Linked DNA regions of Mus musculus: region 2 is linked to region 1. A link is a loop called in an ENCODE intact Hi-C map of the cell type or tissue named here. Cell type or tissue: heart. All regions are shown on one strand.

Region 1 (5,000 bases):
GCGTGCACCACATGCCCAGTTTGTGTATTAAAAAAAAATATTTGCTTATTTATTTTATGTATATGCATACACTGTACAGGTGGTTGTGAGCCTTTATGTGGTTGTTGGGAATTGAATTTTAGGATCTCTGCTCACTCCGGTCCACCCCGCTCGCTCAGTCCCTGCTCACTCCAACCCAAAGATTTGTTTATTGTCATACATAAGTACACTGTTGCTGTCTTCAGACTCACCAGAAGAGGGCATCAGATCTCATTACGGATGGTTGTGAGCCACCATGTGGTTGCTGGGAATTGAACTCAGGACCTCTGGAAGAGCAGTGGGTGCTCTTAGCCGCTGAGCCAGCTCTCCAGCCCGTGGTTGTTTCTTAGTGGGTTGTGTTAGTTCTTGTGGGAAGTACCATGGCGAATATGGAAGTGTGGTGCTGCTCCCTTGGCAGAGGGTTAGAGTTTGAGTATCTGTCCCTCCAGTGCTTTGAACCTCTGGGATGCCCTAGCGGTGCATACGGCCTGCAGCCTGCTGTGACCCTGGACAGCAGGTGTTTGGTGTGATCTGGGAACCCGATTTTATGTTGAGCTGGAGTTAGTAACTACTTGCATAACTCAGTCTGCTGTCAAAAGTACCAGGAGGTCTATCCTCTGAGGAGAAGGTAGCCAGGTCTGGTAGCTGATGACTGTGGGTTGGGGGTGTGGGGGGGACGGGCGGTGCAGGGCGGACACTGAGTCAGGTGTTCAAGGCCAGCGTTGGCTACATAATGAGTTCTAGATTAGTCTAGATTCCATGAGCCCTGCCTCAAAAAAAAAAAAAAAAAAGGATAATGGTAAATAAAGTCTACATGTACCAGGTGGACTGCCAAGACTGTGGCTTAGTAGGGAGGGAGCACTCCCTACTCCTGAAGAGGACTCAGATCTTGAATCCAGTTCCAAAACAGCCACTGTCTTCTCGGCAAAGCACACATAGACGTAAAATAAACCAGTCTTCAGGTTATTACAGACCCTTGGGGTCATGTGATCCTTCTGCCTCAGTTGCCTGCACGGCTGGCTGCTCCACTATGATCTTTGATTTTTATTTTATGATTTTTTTTTGGGGGGTGGTGGTGGTTTGAGACAGGGTTTCTCTGTGTAGCCCTGGCTGTCCTGGAACTCACTCTGTAGACCAGGCTGGCCTCGAACTCAGAAATTCACCTGCTTCTGCTTCCCGAGTGCTGGGATTAAAGGTGTGCGCTACCACACCTGGCTTTATTTTATGTTTTTATTTTTAAGATTGTTATATTTTGTGTGTGGTGGGCAGTAGTGTAAATGCCACAGTGCATGTCTGTCACAGGGACAGTGTGGGAGTTAGCTCTCTCCTTTCACTGTGCAGGTCTTGAAGGACAGGCTCAGTGGTGAGCATCTTTGCCTGTTGAGCCATTTGGCTGAGCCCAATCCTGCTCTTTTTTGTTTGTTTGCTTTGAATTTTCAAGGCAGGGATTCTCTGTGTATCCCTCTGTGTCCTGGATCTCGCTCTATAGAGACCATGCTGACCTTGAACTCCGAGATCTGCCTGCTTCTGCCTCCAGGAGGCTGGGATTAAAGGCATGCACCACCGCCTGGCCCCACCTTGCTCTTTTAAAGTGTGCAGTTGTGTGGTGTGGAGTTGCTTTCAGTGCACACTCATCTCTAGGACAGGACCTTTTCCTCAGGGAGGAGCCCTGAGTTCCTTGAGAGAAACCTAGGACATATGAGCTGAACAGTTTCTGTCTTTACATCCCCTGGACTGCAGGGTAGGCGCCTTGTGCTTGTCTCCTGCTCACTTAAATGTGAATGGTTGAGTACCCTTCTCTCCAGGCATGCCTTCTGGGGTGTTGCCTGTCTAGCACGGCACATGCATGGCGCCCTCTGCTGGAGCCTGTGCCATTAAGTAAACCTGTGGCTTCTCCCACCAAAGTCTTGGTACTGGGCTGACAGGCATGCCAGCATGCCTGGGGCCCCCTTCCCTGCTTTGGGGCCCCCTTCCCTGCTTTGAGACATTGTTGCTCAAACTGGCCTCAAATTTAGGACGATCCTCCTGCCTCCACCTCCTGAGTGCTGGGATTAAGGTGTGTGACACTTTTGTCTCTAGATCCTTTTTAAGGCCTTGTGAAAAGACCCAGACTAACCAGAAATGTAGCGATTACTGCATACAGCTCATCTCCCGGCCTGGCCTCTCCCTTGAGTCCAAGTCTTTTGAGTAGCTGTTTGCTGCAGAAGCACTCAGAGCCAAGTTCAGCTAGGGGTGTGGCTGGGTGTGTGTGTGTGTGTCCGTATGGGACATATACCTATAATTCCAGGTAGAAATAAGAGGACCAGAAGTTGAAGGTCATCTTCATCTTCATCTTCAGACCCTGGAAGTGGGAGAAACAGCACTTGCATATTCAGGGTGAGAGCAAGTTTATGTGGACAGTACACGCTGGAGGGACGCTGGGCCTGGTTGCTGGATCTGCATTGCTTAGTCCATGTATACACACACACACACACACACACACACACACACACACACACATATATATTTAATGTATGAGTACACCATTGTTTTCTTCAGACACACCAGAAGAGGCATTAGATCCCATTACAGATGGTTGCCAATCACCGTGTGGTTGCTGGGAATTGAACTCAGGTCCTCTGGAAAAGCAGTCAGTGCTCTTAACTGCTGAGCCATCTCTCCAGCCCCCTTGCTCAGTGCTCTTAAGAGGTATTACATGTCCTTAACACTGGGTCAGATAGGTGCGAGTCTGCTATAGTGCTCTCACATCGAGTGTATATCAACGAGTGTTCACACAGGCCTTGGAAGGGAACAGTCATGGATGGGGGTGTGGGGTAGAGGAGACCTGAGGCCTGGAGAAGCCAAGGGACTCTGATGGCCTCTTGTTCGTTGTCAAGACCAGGTGAATAGGGTCCATCAGAAAAGAGGGTGAAGGGGCTGACTTTGTGGCCTTGGGCTTCACCCCAGAATCAGAAACACACACACATACGCGCACACACACACATGCGCGTGTGCGTGGGCCATTATTTTTTATTTTAAAATCTTTTTTTTTCACATAACATATTCTGATCAGGGTCCCTCTTCCCAACTCCTCCCAACTCCTCCCCTCACCCAAATCCACACTCTTTATTTTTCCTCTGAAAACAAGCAACCGAAAAACAAACAGGCTGGGCGTGGTGGTGCACGCCTTTAATTCCAGCACTCGGGAGGCAGAGGCAGGTGGATTTCTGAGTTCGAGGCCAGCCTGTTCTACAAAGTGAGTTCCAGGACAGCCAGGGCTGCACATAGAAACCCTGTCTTGAAAAACCAAAAAAAAAAAACAAAGAAAAAAAAAAACAAAGAAAAACAAACAGACAAACCAGAAAGAACAAAACAAACAAACAAACAGAAAAAAAAGCCAAACAATTTAAAGAAAGTCCAGTGCCTCCCGGCTGGGTTTAAACTTAATATGTAGCCAAGGACAAGGTGTGACCCCCACCTCCACTTTCTGTGTGGTAGCATTGTAGCTGTTAGTCAATGTGGCTGAGTTAGATCACATTTTCTGTTCTTTTTTTTTTTTTTTTTCCTTTCTTTTTTTAGACAGAATAGCTCAGGATGTCCTGGAACTTGCTGTGTAGACCAGTCTAGCCTGGTCTTCCTGCCTCTGTCTTGGCTTCTGCCTCCTGAGTCCTGGAATTAAAGACACGTACCCTCACACCATAATGACCACAGCGCTCTGACCACTGAAGACATTGGCTCTGTCCACCTGGGCTGATGCGTTGACCCCTGACTTGTCCTAGGTCTAGCATGGCTTGTCCTCGGCTGCTGTCCTGGCGAGGTGGGCAGCTGCTTCCTCTATCAATCCAAGTTCCAGGACTGAGCAGGGAGTTGGACCAGTCCAGAGATCCCTTTAGAGCAGTGTTTCTCAACCTTCCTGATGTAATGCTGCGACACTTTAATACAGTTCCTCATGTTGGGGTAACCTCCTGCCTTAAAATTATTTCCTTGCTGTTCACAACTAATTTTGCTATTGTTGTGAATTATAACAATTTTTTAAAAATTTTTTTATTTTTTTTGGTTTTTCGAGACAGGGTTTCTCTGTATAGCCATGCTGTCCTGGAACTCACTTTGTAGACCAGGCTGGCCTCAAACTCAGAAATCCGCCTGCCTCTGCCCTCCTGGGATCAAAGGTGTGCTCCACTATGCCTGGCTTATAACAAATATTTGATATGCTTGATATCTGGTATATGACCCTCAAGTGGGTCCAGACCCACAGGTTGAGAACCACTGCTTTAGCGTGCGCTGACTACCCCTGCTGCTCCAGCCCCTCCCTCTATTGGCTCAACCTTGACAGTAAGTAGCAGACACCACCCAAACAGCTCACAGTGGACCCTGTGGTGTGCATACCTCAAGACCTCCATGTGGACCAGACATCTGGTTCTGAGAGGCAGAAATTGGAATCTACCATCATTACTTTGTGGCTATATGTGCACATGTGTGGAGCCCAGAGGAGCCTCCCAAGCTCTGAGACCACAGGTAGGAGCCACCAGTGTTGTTGGCACCAGCCTGCCTCTACCTGAGACTTGACTCTGTCCCCTTTGCTCACTGTAGGACTGGCTCCAGCAGTCTCCACACAGCAGCTCCCAATTGGTTCTCCCTCACTTGAGCCTGAAGGGACTGGCAAGGCCTTTTCTGTTCCCATGTGGCTGGCTGTGGGGCCAACCCCTTCAGGCCTGCCAGAGCCAAGCACCCCTGTGTGTGTGTGTGTGTGTGTGTGTGTACATAAATACACATCTGCTTCCCAAACACCATGTGAAGTGCCAGACATGCATAAATGGTGAGATGGGACCCTGTGTTGGAGGTTTGCCACCTGGGAATTCTGAGCAAGTATGAAGTTAATAATACAGCAGCTGGCTGCCAGGGACCATGTCTGAATGTAGTATCCTGTGGGGCTGAGAAAGGCACTGAACCCAATTTCTAGGGTTTTTCAGCCTATAGGGGCTTCATATACAGAACCTTGGTGG
Region 2 (5,000 bases), 54 kb before region 1:
ATATATTATATATATATATATATATATATATATATATATTTTTTTTTTTTTTGGTTAGGAAGTGTGAAGTTTTGTGTGTATGACTTCTCCCGAGTCTTTGCAGCTCCTTGCCACTCTTGGTCCGCCTCCAAGCTTTGGTTGCTGCCATGTTCCCTCCTGCCCCAGCCAGGCTTGCCTCTAATGCTGTGAGTGCCTGGCCCCTTCCCAGTGAGCTGACCCTGGCCTGGCTTCTGTCTGTTGTGGGAGGAGCTGGCCCTTAGCAGGCTACTCAACATCCCTGATCCCTGCCTGAGTGCCCTGCCCAGGTTCCCAGGTGAGTGAGGCTGGCAAGCTTTAGGATTAAGTCCAGCCCTACTGGGTTTCCCAGAAGCCTTGGTGCTCCAGGCTGTGAGCCATCTGGGGCCAAAAGAGTAAGCTGTTCCCAGGCCTTAGGCCAAGCAGATCCTGTCCAGAGGACCCTGGAGAAGCAGGGCTCTGTTGGCCCACTGCTCTCTGGCCAGGCCTGTCTGTGGCCATGCTGCTATGGAGGAAGGCTGCCTCAAGTCTCCCTCAGGCCCCTAGGTTTTTGAAGGCTGCAGCCCAGAGAGGGTCAGAACTCAGGGGCAATTACACTGCCCCTTCTGCCAAACATGCCCCAAACCGCCTCAGCTCTGGCAGCTGGCACCTTCCGGGACCAGGGTCTTTCCTTGTTCTGTAGCCCTTATCTGCCCACAGCACCCCAGTGCCCAGGTACTCCCACCAGCAGCAGAGCTGAGCCCACCCGCTGTCCAGAAGATACTACAGCTCCCTCCAAGGCAGGAGGTCCCCACTCCAGCCTCACAGTGGCAGCAGGAAGCCACCTCCAGACCAGCACTTGGACAGTCCTCTGTCCCTCCAGCCCAGTCAGGTTGTCCCTGAGAAGCTGCTGCGCTGTGTGACAGGCAGTAACAGCAAGCTCTCTGGATATCTCCTGCACCCTGTCCTTGTATCTCAGCATTGCTTTTCATTGTTGTAGCTACTGAGGAGACCCATGCACATAAGCAGGCTTTAGGGAGCAAAGCTGGCCCTGGAAGCAGCCTCTGGTGTGGCTTTTTCTGCCCTCTTTCTTCTCTGTGCCCGTTTTTCCGGGCTTGCCTGCCTACAGTCAGAAGGGGCCTGGCTGCTCCCAGAACTCAGGGAGAGGCGACTGATCTTCCCAGAGGAAACTCTCCCTGCCAGGTTGCTTCGCCCATGCAGCACTTGGGCAGCCTCAGCCCATCCTTTCCATCCCACGTCCTCTGGCCCTGCAGGCCCTGAGCAGAACTCGCATCCCATTGCTTTCCTACCTGGGTCTGGGGAAATGTCTGTACTTCAGGATGTCACAGAAATACATTTTGTGCAAAGTGCAGGAGAGTGGTGTCTTTTCTTTCCGGAGGAGACTGGGGGATACTGGGCTGAGGTACACGGTCAGAGGTCAGGGAAGGAGCTAGGGGTCTCCTGGAGTGTGGGTAATTTTACTGTGGGTTTATGTGCCTACAATCAGGAGACAGGTGGCAGACTGAGGTTATGTGTCTATGACATTCTCTCCACATCTCTGTGCCCAGACACTGGGGTCATAGCTGTCCACCAGACTGGCAGAGCCCCTGGGAGACAACATAGTCTGCTGGGAGAGACACAAAATAAATATAAACTCGCCATTCTGCAGCAAAGAGGAGAAGGGCTCCTGCTGGCATGGTGAAGTGGCTCTGGTCTGACGGGTGCCAGATAGTATCATAGAGGGGAACAAGTAGGGGGGTGGGAGTCCTCTACGAAAGGCTGAGCTGAACCCAGCAGAAAGGGGGAGCCTCTGAGGGATGGCATCTCAGACAGGGCATTGCCATGGCGAGCACAGAGACAGTCCCACTGAGATGCAGGGAACATGCAGGTTCAGGTGGGAGGGCAGAGCTCACAGCTGCTCACACACCTGCCATGTGTTCTCAGACCACACAGAGGGTGAGCAGGAGTGCCAGGATCAGATTAAACAGTTCTGGGAGCTGGCATGCTGTCTGCATCCTTCCTGGTAGAACAGGGGTCCCCTCTTCGCCCCAGCAGAGCCCACAACAGTGCCTTCTACCATTGGCAGCCCACAGGGCTGAGGCAGAAAAGCTGTCTGTCACATGTGGGTGTTTGCCTTGAACTTGAGGGCCATGTGAGTCTGGGAGGGAGCTGGATGTGCATGCCTAATGTGTACACATGTATGGGGCTTCCCCTTGTCCACGACACATTCTCAGCCCACAGATGGGTACATGCACTCAAGAGGTGATGTGCCTTCTCACCTCAGGTTGCCATAGCAAAGGAGGGGGCACAGGGTCCCCCCGGATGCACAGTGTGCTCCTAGCCCAGGTGCCTGCTCTTGCCAGTGTCTAGAACACTGCTTCCTGCTCACTCCATCCCACTACCTGGCCACTTGTTGATGCTGAGGCTATGGCACCTGCCACTCCATGGCTGTGAACAGCCCATCAGGGCTTTGCTAAGGGTCAGCACACAGCACAGAACCCTGGGTTTCCAGGGCTCTTTATAAATTCATTTTAGTTGTTTTGTGTGTGTACACTACTTGTGTACAGTGCCCATGGTGGCCAGAAGAGGGCAGCAGGTCACAACTATATGGTCTGAGTGCTGAGACCCAAACTTCTCTGGAAGAGTGGCAAGCATGAACCTCTCCTGGCTGCCCATCCAGGGATCTTTCTTACTGGCTGTGCCACAAGGAGCCCTACCACTAAGACTGAGTTCCACTCCCAGGACCCATATATTGAGAGAGAAGAGACCACCCACCCAAAAAAGTACAAATAAATACACTGATTTTTTTGTTTTTTGTTTTTATTGAGACAGGGTTTCTTGGTGTATGTAGCCTTAGCCATCCTGGAACTTGCTTTGTAGACCAGGCTGGCTTCAAACTCCACCTGCCTCTCGGCCTCAGAGTGCTGGGATTAAAAGCACCACCATGGGAAAACCAAAACAAAAACACCCCACTGGCTAGGGAGATGCCCTGGTGGTTAGGAGCACTTGTATATCCCACCCACATACACACACACCCACACACACACTCCCAATGAGGGTTTCTCTGTGTATTCCTGCTGTCTTGGAACTACACAAGTAGTTCTGTAGACTACACTGGCTGGTCTCAAACTCCAAAGATCCACTTACCTGCCTCTGCCTCACCAGCCAGCTGCCCCACCCCAAAATAAGACCTTTCTCTCTATGTAGCTCTGGCTGCCCTGAAACTATGAAAACTAGGCTACCTCTGCCTTTGAGTACAGAGATTAAGGCGTGCACCACCATGCCCCACTGTACTTGTGGCTCTTGCAAGGGACCTCAGTTCAGTTTCTAGCACTCACATGGTGCTCATAACCATCTGTAACTCCAGAGGACCTGGTTACTCTTAGAACCTCTGCAAACACTAGGCATGAACATGGTGCACAGATATACATTCAGGAAAAATATCCACACACAGTCAGCCTGTAAGCCTGCTGACCTGATTTCTGTCCCTGGAACCCACATGGCAGGAGAGAGCCAACAGCTAGGGTTGTCCTTTCATTTCTGTGAGCCAGCTATCACATCAGCTTGCACACACACACACTCCCTGACTCACAAATGGTTGTGTACTTTGTTTTGATCTTTTTGTTTTATTTTTCTATGGACAGCTGGCCTAGAACTCATTATGTGGACCAGGCTGCCCTTTGCCTGTCTCTACATCCCAAAGAATTGGATTAAAGGTGTGGGCAGGGGCTGGAGAGATGGCTCAGTGGTTAAGAGCACTGGCTGCTTTTCCAGAGGTCCTGAGTTCAATTCCCAGCAACCACATGGTGGCTCACAACCATTTGTAATGCAATCTGATGCCCTTAAGTGTATCTTAAGTGACAGTGTACTTACATAAAACAAATAAATAAATCTTTAACAACAACAAAAAGGTGTGGACAGCCCAACCCCTTCTTTGGGAACTAGCTTTTATGTCACACAATTAGTTGGCTTTAGTCCCCTCCCTCCACATGTATAGAGGATGGCCTTGAATTTTCTTGCCTCTATCACCAGTTTGTTGAGATTTCAGGCATGTACCACCATATCATATATACCATGCTGGGGCGATAACCCAGCCTTTAGTGCTTGCTAGACAGTCTACCAATTGTGTTAATCCCCAGCCTCTGTTTAATCTCATATGGAATAGTATGATTGGCCCTAACCGCCCCCCGTCCCCCCGTCCCCCAATACACACTCGCGCGGGTGCGTGCGCGCGCACACACGATGGACAACCAATCCTTCCATAACCACCCTGGCCATAGGAAGTCAGTTCTTCAGAAAAAGGGATGTCTATTTGACCAAAACAAATCCCAAGAGCATGCACACTGGGCTTTGGGCTAGAAGAGGGTCATCAGGTGGAAGTCAGCTGAATGGGGGAGGTTCAAGGAACACAAGGAGAGAAAGTCAGTCTGGTTGGGCCGTGGTGGTAGCAGGGGAGACAAATACCTGTCTAAGACGCGGGTACTATTACCAACCCCATTGAAGAGGCAGAAAGTAGCCTAAAGAAGCTCAGTAACTTGCCTCGAGAGTCATAGGCCGGACAATTATTTCTCTGACTCCAAGCTGGGCCATGCGTGTCCAGACTCCGCACCAGAACCCTCCTTTTTCCCATCATCCGTTTGCAAAATCAGAAAACGAATAAGAGGAAAGTGTGTCATCAAGGCGTGCCCTCCTGCAAGCCCGGCCCATCGCCCCTTGGGAGCAAGCTCCGCGTGGCCTCCGGGGATCAAAGATGGGCACGCATGCGCATGCGGGGGTGGGGTTGTCTTCGGAGGCTTCCGCCTCCCGGGTTTTGCAAAGTTACCTGGCCCACAGGAGGCGGAGTTAGGGAGTTGTAGGCTGTGCGCGCGCGGGCCCCGCCTTCAGCCTCCTCGGGCACCTGTTGGCCTGAGGGGCCGCCGGTGGCACCCAATAGACAGCCTCCCTGAGCCGCCCGTGCCCCGCCTCTAATGCAGAGCCACCAATCCCCGCGTTGCTGCAGCCCCGCT

What was found. Peaks named below come from ENCODE experiments on the same cell type or tissue, not always from the same donor. Only the 100,000 strongest peaks of a DNase experiment are listed, where the experiment ranks them.
Region 2: it touches region 1 in a loop (7-fold over the local background); 18 of 42 quality-filtered maps call a loop at or near these places.

What each region holds. Positions count from the first base shown.
Region 1 is chr2:30,039,513-30,044,512 of GRCm38, reverse strand. The region is part of intron 1 of Wdr34 (WD repeat domain 34); the gene reads left to right. Among named protein-coding and RNA genes, the nearest start is that of Wdr34, 6.9 kb to the left of the region's middle. In heart, CTCF peaks have their summits at 200 (motif pointing right) and 1,883 (motif pointing left); a DNase peak (open chromatin) is centred at 1,882.
Region 2 is chr2:30,093,649-30,098,648 of GRCm38, reverse strand. It overlaps Zer1 (zyg-11 related, cell cycle regulator), which reads left to right. Exons shown (of 16, transcript NM_001290503.1): 16 at 1-1,366. Among named protein-coding and RNA genes, the nearest start is that of Zdhhc12, 2.5 kb to the right of the region's middle. In heart, CTCF peaks have their summits at 2,564 (motif pointing right) and 4,821; DNase peaks (open chromatin) are centred at 1,718, 2,348 and 4,828; H3K4me3 peaks cover 1,507 bases; H3K27ac peaks cover 1,109 bases.